Regions from separate parts of the Homo sapiens genome. Here region 2 is linked to region 1. Evidence: chromatin loops called from intact Hi-C (ENCODE). Cell type or tissue: Calu3. All regions are shown on one strand.

The links. Peaks named below come from ENCODE experiments on the same cell type or tissue, not always from the same donor. Only the 100,000 strongest peaks of a DNase experiment are listed, where the experiment ranks them.
Region 2: it touches region 1 in a loop (4-fold over the local background); 5 of 110 quality-filtered maps call a loop at or near these places.

What each region holds. Positions count from the first base shown.
Region 1 is chr6:118,577,754-118,585,753 of GRCh38, reverse strand. The region is part of intron 2 of CEP85L (centrosomal protein 85L); the gene reads left to right. LOC107986524 (a long non-coding RNA gene) reads right to left here. Exons shown (of 5, transcript XR_002956384.2): 5 at 3,456-4,025. Among named protein-coding and RNA genes, the nearest start is that of PLN, 33 kb to the right of the region's middle. In Calu3, no CTCF peak of the experiment used is centred here; a DNase peak (open chromatin) is centred at 4,753.
Region 2 is chr6:117,837,405-117,845,404 of GRCh38, reverse strand. No RefSeq gene overlaps it. Among named protein-coding and RNA genes, the nearest start is that of SLC35F1, 66 kb to the left of the region's middle. In Calu3, no CTCF peak of the experiment used is centred here; a DNase peak (open chromatin) is centred at 4,524.

The DNA.
Region 1 (8,000 bases):
CTTGCTTGATTGTTTTTAGTAAGTTCTTTCCTGAAAACAATCTCTGGGCACATTGATAAGTTTTATCCTCTCCCAAGTGAAAAGCTTGGTGAAGCACTTTAAGGACTTTCCATTGGCTGGAGGCCGTCAAGGGGAGTTTGCCATCTTGTGACTGTAGCCATCCTGAGGGCTGAAATGTATACCCTCGAGAAGTGGCCCATCCTATTTCTGTGGGGGAGTACTGAGGTTTAATTTCTCTCATGGAGCCTTCCCAGATTAGAGGGGTTTGAAGTGTGTTGTCTTGAGCCTTCCTTGCTGCTGACTTAGCTGCCTGATCAGCTAATCTGTTTCCTTTGGCTACCTCATCTGTTCCCTTTTGATGTCTCCTACAATGCATCACTGCTATTTCTCATGGAAGAAAAACTGAGGATAATAACCTGTTAATTTCCTGGAGGTATTTATAGGAGATCCATCGGTGGTAAGAAAATGCCTTTCGTTCCAAATGGCAGCATGAGCATGGAGAACCAGGAAAGCATATTTGGAGTCTGTGTAAATGTTAGCTACCTTTCCTTTGCTTAATTCAATTGCTTCTGTAAGAGCGATTAGCTCAGCTAATTGAGCGCTTGTGCCTGGAGGGAGTGACACACTTTCAGTGATGTCATGTAGAGTGACTACTGTGTATCCTGCCTTACAGATTCCTTGTTCTACAAAAGAGCTCCCATCTGTCAAGAGGGTCCAGTCTGGGTTCTCTAGGGGAGTTTCCTTGAGATCTTCCCTGGCTGCATAGGTCTGTACTATGATTTGTTCATAGTCATGCTCAGATTCCCCAGTTTCCTCCTGGTGGAAGGCGGCTGGATTTAGGTGAGAACAATTCTTTAATTGGATGTTGGAACCCTTTAACAGCAGGGCCTGATATTTAAGAAGTCAGCTATCTGTTAGCCAAAGGCTCCCCCAAAAGTGCAGTAGTCCTGCCACGTTAGGTGGGGCATAAATAGTTAAATCATTTTCCAGAGTTAATTTGGAGGCTTCTGGGACCAACAGAGCCACTGAGGCAATGGCGGGGAGGCATGCTGGCCATCCTTTAGCCACCAACTCAAGTTCCTTACTTAGGCAACCCACTGGCTGTTGGCCTGGTCTTTGGGCCTGTGTTAATACTCCCAGGGCCATTCCCTTCTTTTCTGATACATACAGATTGAAGTCCTTCCCTATAGGAAGGGTGAAAGTTGGTGCCTTAAGCAAGGCTTGCTTTAGCTGGTCAAAGGCCTTTTGAGCTTCAGATTCCCAGGTTAAAAGATGAGTTTTAGTTCCTTGAGTTTATTTTATGAGGTTATATCATGGACAGCCTATTTCACCATACCCAGGTATCCATAGTCTACAAAATCCTGTAATGCCCCAAAATCCTCTGAGTTGCTTGAGGGTTTTGGGGAGGGGAAAGGAAGAAATATTCTCAACTCCCTCCTTCCCTAATGCTCTGGTCCCCTCAGACAGCACTAAGCCTAGGTGTACTTCACTGAGGTTTTGCAGAGCTGGGCCTTGGGTTTTGAAACTTTATATTCTCTGTTAGCTAACATATTGAGAAGAGCTTCAGTGCCTTCCTGAAAAGCATCCTCAGTTGGGGCACATAGCAGAATATCATCAACATACTGCAAGACCTTAACTTAAGGTTGAGAGAACTCAGAGAGGTCTTGTGACAGTGCCTGTCCAAACAGATGAGGACTATTTCAAAATCCCTGAGGCAGCACCGTCAGTGTTAACTGGGCGTCTGGCTGGAGGAATATTTGAAGGCAAACCGGTATTGACAGTCAGGATGTAACGGTGTACAGAAAAAGGCATCCTTTAAATCTAGGACTGTAAACCATTTAGTTCCCTCAGGTATTTGAGTTAACAGGGTATAGGGATTAGGGACCACTGGATGGATTGGAACTACAGCTTCATTAATGAGGCGAAGGTCCTGAACCAGGCTTCATTCCCCATTGGGTTTCTGTGCTCCTAATATTGGGGTGTTGCAGGGGCTATTACAGGGTTTGAGGAGGCCCTGCATCTTTAGGTTATTAATAATGGCTTCTAGCCCTTTCCTAGCCACTGGCCTTAGGGATAATATCTCTGGTTAGGAAAAGAAGTGGGATCCTTAAGATAGATCTGGACTGGCGTAGTGGTTATAGCTCAACCTATTCTTCCTTAAGTTGCCCACACTTCCACATTAATGTTAGCTTCCATCAGGGGGAGATAGAGTTTGTCCTGGGGCTGTAAAGATGCTGCAGGCCCCCATGCAAGCTAGAATATATCTACCTAATAAAGGAGTGGGACTTTCAGGCGTGATTAAAAAGGCATGTTTAAATAGTAAGTCTCCCCATCTGCAAAAGGGGTTGAGAAAAATATTGGGTTAGAGTTTTTCGTGATACACCCCTTATGGTTGTGCTCTGGGAAGAGGGGAGGCCTGAATTAGAGAGGAGGAGCAAGAGACTGGCTTCAGTATCCAGAAGGAGATCTACCTTCCTTCCTTCAATTTCCAGAATCACTCAGGGTTCCTGTGCTGTAATGGCAGTCTGAGTCGCTGGAGCCGGGGGTTTAAGCCTCGGGACCCGTCAGTCCTGCTGGACCATCTATGAGACTGGTTCTGAACCCAGCGACCTCTGCCTCTGGGGGCAGATCCATCTCCAGTGGTCTCCGCCACAGGCTGGACAGGGTCAAGGTGGCTTCGTCTTGCTGCCTGGGCATTCCCTCTTAAAATGCCCTGACTTGCCACATTGATAACAGCTAGCAGATGCACCTCAGGGATCCTGGACTTTACAAGCGTGCAATGCTGCTACTAGAGCCTCTGTTCTTCACTTATATTTCCTTTCCTTTTCTTGGGCCTCCTCCTGATCTGTATTGTAAATGACTGAAGTGGCTATTCTCAGGAGGTTCTCTAGGGTGCTATCTGGTCCTATAGCTTGTTTCTGTAGTTTCTTTCCAATATCGGGAGCTGACTGTGTAATAAACTTGTCCTTCAGGATTAGCTGTCCCTCGACTGAATCATGATAAAGAGGTGTGTTTTATTAGTGCCTCTCTTAGCCTTTCCATAAAGGCTGTGGGATTCTCATCTGGTCTATCATAGATAGTTTAGAGTAATCGAGAGGTTTGGCCCTGGTCTTCCATAGGCCCTCTAACATAGACCTTAAGAAGTGCTTCCTTTTCCATTCATTTCCTGCGTTATTGGGGTTCCAATCAGGGTTGTCCGCTGGAACTGCTTCCCTTCCTAGTGGGAATGGAGTTTCCACTTCTTCCTTACCTTCCTTGTCTCCTCTTTTTCTCCTTGGTCTGCTACAGGAGGCATGTTGCTTATATCCATATTTTTCTGCTGCCTGTGGAACTGCTGGCTTTTCAGCCCCAGTGAGGGTCTGACTTAGCAGCAACATAACATCCCTCTATGTGAGATCAAACACCTGAGTTAAATTTTGGAAAATTTCTATATACTTATCGGAGTCATCAGAAAATTGGGCCAAGTCTCTGTTTATTTGCTTAAGGTCCTGTAATGAGAAGGAAACTTGAACCCTCATGGCACCATTCCTATCAGCCATTTCCTGCAGAGGTAAGAATGAAGCGGGGAGAGTAGGATATACTGGAGATAGTGGAGCTGGAGGAGCTGATAGTATGATTGGAGGGGGACTGGAAGGATTGGGACATTCAATAGCTGTTTCAGATTGCTCCTCTGGAACCTGCTTTAGCTCTGGGGAACGATTCCCTGTGGCCGCTAAAAGAACTGGGTCAATTGTACAGAACTTGTAAAGGTCTGGGCTGTTTCACAGGGCAAAGAAAGTCTGTACATAGGGGATCTCAGTCCATTTGCCCTTCTGTTTGGAGAAAAGATCTAACTGTTGGATAATATTAAAATCAAGGCTCCCCGCAGCGGGCCAGGTTTATCTGTCCCCAAGATAGTAAGAAGGCTATGCTCTTGTGCAATAGAATATGAGTCACTTTTTTTTCAAAGTCTCAGGGTTGAAGGAGTCCCAGTGCTTTAAAATACATTCCAGAGGAGTGCATGCTGAAGACGATCTGTTGGCCATCTAGAAAGAGAAGTGAGAATAAAAGTGTCCTTTTAGTCTCCTTCCTTTTGGTGTATGACTCAGGGTGGAGAAGAAAACAGTAGGGGGCATTCCTCTAACTAGTCTCCCTCCCTGGTTCCTGGGTCCCGGCACCCAGTTAAATGTGCCGCCTGTGGCTGTAGGTGTGACCCTCCAAGCCATGGCACCAGAGAAACTAGACTTTTGAGGCCTAGTCACACTTACCCAAGTAGTCCCAGTCCTCTGCTTGTTATTTCCCTTTGACCTCCTAGACTTGTGTGACCTGTGTACCTCCCTAAAAAAAAATGGATCTCAGGGAAAACTGTGTAATTGGGGAAGGCCCCTTTAATGGAGGGGTTATGCTAGATTGAACTCTATATCCTGCTATTATGGCCCATGCTAAAGCATTTACCCTTAGAAAAATGGTTTCAGTTAACTTCCAGACTTAAAATCCCCTTACTAATTAAGTACTGTCTCTGTTGGAGACAGAATAGGTGACTTAAAGAAATGTAGGAACCAAATGGCTGTTTTCCTGCTGATGGGACAATATTGAGACTAAAATTTGGCTATGGAAGACATTTAATTTCTAACTGTTGAAAGCAGAATTTTCCCATTCCTGGAAGAGGCTTAGAGCCTGATTTCTAGCAGTGCAAAAGGAAGCTGCAGTGTTAGCATTAAAAAAAGTGCCTCATGTAGAGGATTTCTGTTTCCTCTAGGTGGCACTGTTGGCTTAGAAATACTGTGTGCTCCTCAGACAAGCGGTAGAGAGACCTGGAAATGCCGTGTGCTCTCCAGACCAAGGGGCTGAGAGAGAGAGGCTCACTGTCCCGGAGGAACCCTCTGTTCAGGAGATTGCAATGGCATTCTTGAGTTAAACTCCCGGTTACTAAATTCCCACACAGTTGACACATACACACAGAGTAAGAGACCACAGATAGAAAAGGAAGGAAAGTTTCATGACCGGATAGCTGAGGATTCTCTGCCAGCACCTGAAATGGGCTGTTGGAGGCTGGGTCTGGTCCAGAGGTCTTTGAGTCACACCAGGGTGTGCCCTGCCCAGAGATGCTCAGTTGCCTCAGAACTTTTCCCAGCCTTGCGCAACGGCGAGGTCTCCCCATGAAAGGAAGCTGATTCGAAATACGGCCAACATTCCCAATCACCTGTGGGTATTGGGGGGTTCTCCATGTTCTCACCAGCAAGCCTCACATCTGAGTCTTTAGAACAGCAGCCAACGATAAGTGTAGCTAACCAGCAGACAGATAGATGCCTTTTGATTGATTTGATTTGATTTTAAAATAGAGGCCAAGAGCACCTCAGAATGATAGAACAGATTTTAAGCTCGCTTGTATAATCACCACTTCAGTGAATGTTGTACCTCGGATTCCCGGCCAGTGCACCAAAATGATACGACTCTGATGACTGGAGGGGAATACCAGGGTCCTTTTCTCACGCCAGTTTAAATACGACGACATGGATATACGTGGAGTGGTTTTAAGGAGCGGAGAGAGTTTAATAAATCGGCAAGAAAGAAGGAAGGGGCTCCCCCATACAGAGACAGAGGGAGGGGGCTCCAAGCTGAGAGAGGGAACCCTGAGTGCAGCAGAAAACAGCCATTTATATTAGGAGGCTGGAGGAGCTGGTGTCTGATTTGCATAGAGTCCAGGGGATTGGGTTGACCAGGTATGTCATTCATGTAGCCCACAAAAATCTGGTCCTCCCACCCTAGCCTTTTAATATGCAAATGCAGGGCACCATGATGTTCTACACACGTGGGGATATGTGGGGGTGGCCATGATGCTAGGCACTTGTAGTGACAAGAAGAAGGTGGGAATTGCCATATTGAGTGGACCCAGTTTCTAATGGCTGGCATTTGCATATCAAAGCTTGCTGGCCCGCCCTTCAGGCCATTTTTCTGCTATGCAAGAAATGTATCTGGAGCTGCCTTAAAAGAAAAGAAACTTGCCAAGGACCCCTTGTCTTCTCTATCTGCCTAAAATAATTTCTTAATAACTCCTATAACATAGGGAGATTATTGACTCCATATCTCTCCAAACAGTGCAGGTAGATTAAGGACCAGATTATCATTTATTATCTGTCCTATCATAAAGTAATAGTTTTATTTCTAAGAAACTTTGTGTTTTCAAAACTTACATCCCATGATAGTTTGATTTGTAAAAATTTTTGTAGGAGAGAAGTAACACTTACAGCTCTCTACAGGTCAACTGCCTGATGAGACTTAATCTTAAGTTGAAACTAGTGTGAGATGTCCAGAAAATAGTAGAGTTGAATGAAATTTTAAAAGGCAGGCAAGAAAAAAATTCTAATTTTTTTTGGTAAATGTAAAAAGTCACTGTTTTTTTTTTTTTCTGACCAGCTTCCCGCCCGTCCCCACCCCTTGACCAAATTGGAAAATATTTTATTTTGAATTGTTGACCTCTTTGAACCATACATCAAATTGTCCTTTAAATTGGCAGTAATCTGGCTAGAGATCAGAATGCCTGTTTTTTTGTTTTTTGATTTTTAAAAACAGCTTTTCAGCCAGGCGTGGTGGCTCACACCTGTAATCCCAACACTATGGGAAGCCAAGGCAGGCAGATTGCTTGAGCCTAAGAGTTCAAGACCAGCCTTGGTATCATGGTGAAACAATGTCTCTACAATAAATACAAATATTAGCTGGGTGTTGTGGCACATGCCTGTAGTCCCAGCTACTTGGGGGGCTGAGATGGGAGTATTTCTAGAGCTTGGGAGGTTGGGGCTACAGTGAGCCAAGATCACACCATTGCACACCAGCCTGGGTGACAGAGTGAGACTTTGTCTCAAAAAAACTCAAACAAAAAACCAGTGTTAGAAACAAGTGCTCGGTGCCGCAAAGAAGAACTAGCACTCAGGCAAAAAGTTTTCTCAGCAAGGCAATTTACTTCTACAGAAGGGTGCTGCCTGCATCAGTCACGCTCGCGAGAGCACACCGAACAAAAGAGAGGATTTTTATTTATTTATTTTTTTTGAGATGGAGTCTTGCCCGGTCACCAGGCTGGAGTGCAGTGGCGCGGTCTCGGCTCATGGCAACGTCCGCCTCCTGGGTTCAAGTCATTCTCCTGCCTCAGCCTCCTGAGTAGCTGGGATTACAGGCGCCCACCACCACGCCCAGCTAATTTTTGTATTTTTAGTAGAGACAAGTTTCACCATGTTGGCTGGGATGGTCTCAATCTCCTGACCTCGTGATCCGCCCGCCTCAGCCTCCCAAAGTGCTGGGATTACAGGCGTGAGCCACCGCTCCCGGCCAAAGGGTTTTTATTCCTAACACAGTTCCTGTTTCTGTGTCCTTTCCCCATTGGCTAGGGTTGGACCAAACAATCTAAATTAACCCAATTGGCTAAGACTTAAACCTTTCTAAATATGGTGAACACGCAGTTTGCTAAGAGAGGAGGGGAGGGAGAGACTGTCTGTTGCTAAGGTGGGAAGAGTTGCCTACAGAATAAGTTTAAGGGGTGTTTGGACATGTCTGGGTGTGACAGAGATGTTTACGGAGTAAGAGGTTTGCTAGTTACAGATTAAGCTGAGGAACAAGTGCTCGTTACAGATCAAGCAGGAAGGGCTGTGTACAGAGCAAGAGACCAAGGGAACTTTGAAGAGGAACTTACTGTCCTTAACAGTTTCCCTCTCTTGATTTTATAGTTCTTCCCCTTCAAATTTCTTTAACATATTTTAGATTTGTTGTTCCTCTTGGTCATTTAGGAGTACGAACTTATGTGAGTAGGGCAGGGGAGAATCATGAGGGGTTTTGGTGAAGGCTTTTTCTATAAGCCTTTGCACTAATCCACGAATACAAGGTATGATGCAGCAACCTACAAGAATGAGTACACCTATAATAATTGCAAGGGGAGTAAAGGTTATGAGTCCCTTCCATTTTCTAAACCATTTTTCCGTGAGACTAGAGAAGAATTCTAGAATTCTATTTTAGAATTTTTGGCTAATTCA
Region 2 (8,000 bases), 740 kb after region 1:
AGCCACTTTTAGTCTGCCATCTTGGCCCTGTCCCCATGCTGTTTTCTATAATGGCTGTACTAATTAACATTCCCACCAACAGTGTACAAGAATTCACTTTTCTCCACATCATCACCAACATTTATTTATCATCTTATTGATAATAGCCATTCTGACAGGTGTGAGATGATAATTCATTTTGGTCTTAATTTGCATTTCCCTTATGATCAGTGATGTTGAGCTTTTTAAAATATGTCTGTTGGCAATTTGTATGCCTACTTTTGAGAAATGTTCATCTAGGTCCCTTGTCCATTTTTGAATTGGATTTTTTTCTTGCTATTGAGTTGTTTGAGTTTATTATATGTTTTGAATATTAACCCCTTATCAAATTTATGGCTTGCCAGTATTTTCTCCCATCACATAGGTCATCTCTTCCCATTGTTAGTTGTTTCCTTTATGGTGCAGAAGCTTTTTAGTTTAATGTAATCCCATTTCTCTATTTTTGTTTATGTCATTGGCACTTTGGGGGTCAAATAAAAAAAATTATTACCTTGGCAAATGTTCTGTGATTTCTCCAATTTGTTTTTGTCTAGTAGTTTTGTAGTTTCTGCTCTTACATTTAGTTCATTAATCCATTTTGAGTAGATATTTGTATTTGGTATGAGATAAGGATCAAATTTTATTCTGTTGCCTGTGGCTATCCAGTTTTCCCAACATCATTTATTGAAGTGACTGTCCTTTCTCCATTGCATATTCTTGGTACCTTTGTTGAAAACCATACATGTGTGGGTTCATTTCTGGACTCTCCATTCTGTTCCATTGGTCAATGTATCTTTTTTTATGCCAGCATCATGCTGTTTTAATTACAATAGCTTTGTAGTAGTTTGAAATCAGGTAGTATGATACCACCAGCTTTGTTCTTTTTGCTCATGATTGCCTTGGCTATTCAGAGTTTTTTGTGGTTTCATATTATTGTTTTTTTCCATTTTCAATTTTATTGAAATTTCGATGGGAATTGCATTAAATCTGTAGATTGATTTGGGTAATATGAACTTTTGTTTTGTTTTGTTTTTTACTTGTAGAAGAAATTTAATGCCCATGCGTGCAATGCATGTACCATGCAGACAACAGGAAATTCTGGTATAATCAACACTCACAAAATAAGTTCATATACCCATTTTAAAAATCGAGCTCAATTCGTAGAAAACCTTTAGATTCATGCTAAAATTGGGCAGGACAAACAGAGGTCCCCCATATCCTCTGCCCCCTTAGATGCATAGTTCCTTTCACTAACAACTTTCTGTCATAGAGTGGTACGTTCGCTGCAATCATTCAACCTACAATGACACATCACTCTCATGATGAGACCACATAGCTCTCCTTAGCATTCACTTGGGTGTTGTAAATTCTATGGACTGGAGCAATGGCATAGTTACATGTATCTGCTATTATTCTATCATATGGAATAGTTTCAGTTCAGTACCAATGCACTGTGTCCTATCTCTGCACTGTTTCTTCATCCTCAGTGCCTTGCAACCACTCAACTATTGATTTATTTATATTTAAAATAGACACATCTTACTGTATATAATATGAACATTTAAGCAATATTAATTTTTCCAATTCATGAACACAGGATATCTTTCCATTTATTTGTGTGTTCTATTTCTTTCTTCAACATTTTCTAGTTTTCAGTGTACTGGTCTTTCATCTCCTTGGCTAAATGTATTTATAAGTATTATTTTTTATAGCTATTATGAAATGAAATTTTTTATTTTGGGGGAAATAATTTATTCTTAGTATATAGAAACACTACTGATTTATGTGTGTTAATTTTGTATCCTGCAACTTTACTGTATTTGTTTGATAGTTCTGTTTTTTGGTGGAGTCTTTAGGGTTTATTACATATAAGATCATCTCATCAGGAAACACTGACAATTTCAATTCTTTTTTTCCTATTTAGGTGCCCTTTATTTCTCCTTCTTGCCTAATTGCTCTGACAAGGATTTCCAATACTATGTTGAATAAAAGTGTCAAGGCTGGACATCTTGTCTGGTTCCAGATCTCAGAGCAAGGGCTTTCAAATTTCACCATTGAGTATAATAATAGTTGTGAGCTTCACATATATGGCCTTTATTGTGTTGAAATACATTCCCTCTACACCTACTTTAGTGAGAGTTTTTATTGTGAAAGGATATTGAATTTGTCAAATGTTTTTTCTGCATCTAATAAGATGATCATATGTTTTTGTCTTTCATTCTGTTAATATGATGTATAACTTTTATTGATTTGCATAAATTGAACCATACTTACATCACAAGGATAAATCCCACTTGATTATGGTGAATGATCCTTTTAATGTGTTGTTAAATTTGGTTTGCTAGTATTTTGTTGAAGATTTTTACAACTATGTTCATCAAAGATATTAGCCTGTAATCTTTTCTTATAATGTCCTTGCCCAGCCTTGCTATCAGGAAAATGCTGGCCTTGTAAAAAGTTTAGAAGTATTTCTGCCTCTTCATTTTTTTGAAGAGTTTCAGAAGGATCGGTATTAGTTCTTCAAATGTTTGGTAGAATTCAGATTGGTAACCATCAGGTCTTAAGGTTTTTATTATAGGAGACTTTTTAATTACTGATTAAATCTCAATACCCATTACTGATTACTTATTAAATCTCAATACCCATTATTGGTCTTTTCAGATTGTCCATTTCTTCATGATGATTCAGTCTTGGTAGGTTGCATGGCAATGGCAAAAACCGCAATTACTTTTGCACTAACCTAAATATATGTGAAGAAATTTGTCAATTTCTTCTAGTTTATCCAATTTGTTGTATAATTGGTCATAGTAGTCTCTTGTGATCCTTTGTATTTCTGTGATATTAGTTGCAATGGCTCCTCTTTTGTTTCTGACTTTATTTATTTGAATCATCTCTTTTTCTTATTCTAGCTAAAGACTTGTGGATTTTATCATTTAAAATCACTAACTCTTAAGTTTTGTTGATCTTTTGTATGGTTTTTTTTTCTAGTCTTTATTTTATTTATTTTATTTTAATAATAAAAATCTACTCTGATTTTTATTATTTCCTTCCTTCTGCTAACTTTGGGCTTAGTTTGTTCTTTTTCTAGTTCAGTGAGGAGTAATGTTGTTTATTTTAGATGTTTTGTTTATTTTTGATGTAGGTGTTTATTGCTGTAAACTTTCCTTTGAGAACTGATTGTGTTGTATCCCATAAGTTTTGGTATATTGTGTTTTCATTTTCATTTATCTAAAGATATTTTTAAATTTTCTTTTAAATTTCTTTATTGACCCATTGGTTGTTCAGGAACATGTTTAAATTCCATGTATTTGCAAATTTTCTAAAATTCCTCCTGTTATTGATTTCTAGTTTCAATTCATTATAGTTGGAAAAGATACTTGATATTATTTCATCCACCTTAAATTTGCTAAGGCATATTTTGTGATCTAACATATGACCTATCTGTGTGTGCACTTGAGAAGAATATATATTCTGCTGTTGTTGAATGGAATGTCTTGTATTTGTCTGTTGGTTTCACTTGGCCTATAGTGTTGTTCAAGTCCAGTATTGTCTCATTGGTTTTATGTCTGAATGACCTGCCCATTGTTGAAAGTGGGATATTGAAGTTCCTTATTATTATTGTATTGCAAGCTATCTCTCCCCTCATATTCTTTAATACTTGTTTTATATATTTAGGTGCTTCTATGTTTGGTGCTATATATATATATATATATATATTCACAATTGTTATATCTCTTGATTAATTGCTTCTTTATAATTACATAAGTTCTTTGTCTCTTTTCACAGTTTTTGACTTAAAGTCTATTTTGTGTGATATTAGTGTAGCTATCCTTGCTCTCTTTTGGTTTTTATTTGTAGGGAACATCTTTTTCAATCCCTTCACTTTCAATCTATGTGTATCCTTAAAAGTAAGGTGAGTCTCTGCTAGGTTGTATATGTAAAGTTTTGGCTTTTTGATGGGGATCCCATAATTCCCATAAGATTTCTTTATTCTTTTTCATTCTTCTTTTTGTTTTTCATTTCAAATGTTCTGTCTTTGAGTTCATTGATTCTTTCTTCCACTTTATCAAGTCTAATGTTGAAACTTTCTATTGAATTTTTAAATTTAGTAATGATATTCTTTATCTCTAGGATTTCTATTTGGTTTTTTATTGTTTTCATTTTTGTCACACTTCTTAATTTGTTCATGTATTATTTTCCAGATTTTATTTAATTTACTATCCATGTATTCTTTGAAGTAACTGAAATGCTTTGAGATTAATCTGAATTCTTTATCAGTCATTTCATAGATCTCCATTTCTTTTTCCTTCTTTTTTTGAGTAGCAAATACTGTAATTTTATTCTATTTTTTAGATTTCAACTATTATTTATTTCCTTAGGGTGCATTACTGGAGCTTTATTGGTTTCTATTGGATGTATTATGATTCTCTAATTTTTTGTAATCCTTGTGTCCTTGCATTATTCTCTACATTTTTAAGGAAACAGCCCCCTCTTCTGGCCATTACTTGTGTTCTTTGACAGGGATAGATCTTTGATATTTAATCTAGCTTGTGATTCTTGAAGGGCCGGTGAGGTGATAATAAATCCAGACAAGGAGAGCTTGTTGTGAGTTCTCTAGTTGGCTGGGCTGCCGTCTTTCCTCTGATGTCAGGTGGGCTGCTGGCTTACCTCCACTGTCTGGCAAGATCACTGGCTGGATTCTGCTATTGGTCAGAGCTGCTGGCTGTGGACTGCAATGGCTTGTGGTCTCATAAATCACAGAATGCATTCCCTGGCCAAACAATTTTGCTATTTGTGGTCTGCAGTTAGGCAAGACTGAAGTTGGTCTCTGAAGTTAGGCATAGTTTCTGCTGAGGATGGGCAAGACCAGAGGTTATACTTCTTAGAAATGCATGATTGAGGATTGACTCCTTGTCAGGGTGGAGCCATGGTATGGACATTTCACTGAGTTGAGACACTGTGACCTCCTGGGTCAAGCAGGTCCAGTCCCTATGATTCTCTGAAATGGGCAGAGGCAGGCACCTTCCTGTCTGGATGGGGTCATTGAGCAGGATTTTTGGCTGAGTAGAGCTACTGCTTGACTGCCCAGGGCAATCAGATCTAGCTTCTGTTCTTTGAAATGGGCAGAGGTGGGTGTCTCGACCTGGGCAAGGTTATTTTTGTGGACTCTGACACTGGGTATGGAGACTAACCATCTAGGGACTCAGGCTAGGTTTAACCTTCCTCCATGCTTCCAAAGGTGATCAGATCAGTTTTGCAGGTGGGCTATAAGGTTTGCTGGTATCTCTGACTGAGCACCGTAACTGGCAGGAACACAGACCTACCACCAAGATTTTAGTGCTAGTCACCATGACCTCTGCCTTCTTTCTTTCTACCTGACTCCAGGCATTATAGCTAAGTCATTGGTCCCAATGTTTCCTGTGAGGTGAGACCAGAGTGAGCATCCTGAGAAGTGTGTTGGGAAGCTAGAGAAACTTGATAACTTCAACTCCCTTTTCCCCCTGTAGACACTGTGGGCTCATGGAAATCCTCTTTCTCTAGTATTGTGCCAAATTGGTGGGTGGATGTGTATGTGGTTGAAGTGAGACCACTCTTCTTACCTTTGTAATTCAGTTTTCATTCAGTACTATGGGACATGCAAGTATCTTGGGCCTGTTTCCAAGTGGAGTTTTCAAAGAGATGTTCTGTTCTTTGGATACCTGCTAGTGATATTTACATGGAGGCAGTGGGAGTGAAGGCTGAAACTTTCTATTCTGCCATCTTGCTGACATTCTGTAGTGTGCAGAAAATTCCTGATGTTCTGTTTCAAACAAATGCTTGAGTCAGAAAAAGTTGTTTTGACAGGATATTTTAAAAATTAATTATTATTTCTGTGGCTTCAAAACTGCTCCAGAAACCCTGAAAGCACCCCCAGACTGAAATCACTGAGCATATAAACAATGGTGACAATCAGCCCAAAGGCCACCCCAACATGGTTTAAGAATGAAACTCGGGTAAACAGTCATATTTCTTCTCAGTTTTGGGGAAAATAAGAAAAAAAAATTTCATTTCACCTCCAAGATCAGATTCCAACTGTTAACAGTATCTCTAGACATTAAAATTTAAAAACCATAGGCTCAAAAATGAATCATAGGTAATTGCTTTGTGCCTCTACTTACGCTTTTTTAAAAAAAATTTATACGTTATATATTTATATATTTTTTCCTATAAAGTTGACAACTTGCTTATTTAGGTCTGATATAAAGAAAATCAAACTTCATATCACTAATGCAATAGAGTGAAAAGGTAGAAAGGTGTATCCATTTTATTTCAGATGTGTTATATGATACCAAGATCTCCTATCTATGGTATAATATATGCACTAAGATGTATATGCACTAAGATGTAGTTTCTCAAGATCTTGAAAAATATTGTTAAATGCTTCATTAGAAATTGCTTTCATGTTTCGTGTGTCTGCGTAAGTCAGTGGTTCTCAGTGGGGGTAATTTTGCCCCAAAGGGGACATTTGCCAGTGTGGAGATGTTTTTTATTGTTACAACTTGAGAAGCTTTGTGCTGTTGGCATCTGGTGTACAGAGGCCAAGAATGCTATTAAACATCTCACAATGCACAGGACAGCTCCCCACAACAAAGAATTACCCCATCCAAAATGTCAATAGTGTGGAAGACTTTGGGAGGCCGAGGCGGGCGGATCATGAGGTGAGATCTAGACCATGCTGGCTAACACGGTGAAACCCCGTCTCTACTAAAAATACAAAAAATTAGCCAGGCGTGGTGGCAGGCGCCTGTAGTCCCAGCTACTGGGGAGGCTGAGGTGGGAGAATGGCATGAACCTGGGAGGCAGAGCTTGCAGTGAGCCAAGATTGTGCCACTGCACTCCAGCCTGGGCGACAGAGCGAGACTCCATCTCAAAAAAAAAAAAAAAAAAAAGGTACAATGGAGTTTAAAAATTCCTATGGTATAGTGACATCATAGCTGTAGTAACACCATGGTGCAATGCATTACTCACATAGGAGCAACAGGCGATATATACAGTCTAGGTGTATAGAAGGCTATACCACCTCGGTTTGTATAAGTTCACCCTCAAGATGTTTTCACAATGATGAAATCATCTAGCACATTTCTCAAAATATATCCCTGTCATTAATTGATGCATTACTATAATTGATCAAATCTTCTATTGTTTGTGAAAATAACTGCAGACAACAGAATCCCCTCTAGCTGGCTTATGAAGAACAAGTTTTTTTTAAAAAAAATTACGTAGTTCACAGGTATCTTGGAGTATCTAAGTATTGGGTCTGATTATCCAACCAGGAATAGAGCAGCCAAGAGAAAAATCAAAAGACACTACTGTATCCAAATGTAAAACACAACTGTGCTCCCCACCCCAATACTTGTGACACCAAGTCAGAAGCTTCACTATCACTTCAGATGGGCACCTCTGACATCATTTTTGCCAGTAGATACACTCTTTCTTGGTACAGCCACCACCTATGTTTCTCATTGCTATCTGCAAATCAAGTATAGGTGGGTCAGTCTAGTAAAAAAATAGATTGCTTGCAGTACCTTGGCTGCTAGGGAGTGGGATATCATATTTTTTAGCTTTTCAGTCTTTATAGTTCTAGAAATTAAGTTAAAGGGGATTGGAATGGGAGCTGGATGAGCCAAATTATAGTCTGCAATAGTCATGGAGCTCACATTCCAATAAATCAATTAAGATTAGGGTCAGCTGCATAGAACAAAAACTAAACTAAATTACAATATCTTGTAAACTAAAAGACGTCTGTCTCTTACATAAAAGAAGTCTGAAAATGTGAAAGATTGCAAAAATAGCACCTATTCTTCACTGCTGCCTATATCACCCCCTTTGTCATGTAAATTGAAGTTTCTCTCACTGAAGAGGTGGGATGTATTTCCTTGAATCTAATCCTGTCTTGTGACTTGCTTTGGCCAATAGAATGAGGCAGAAGTGCTGGTATTCAA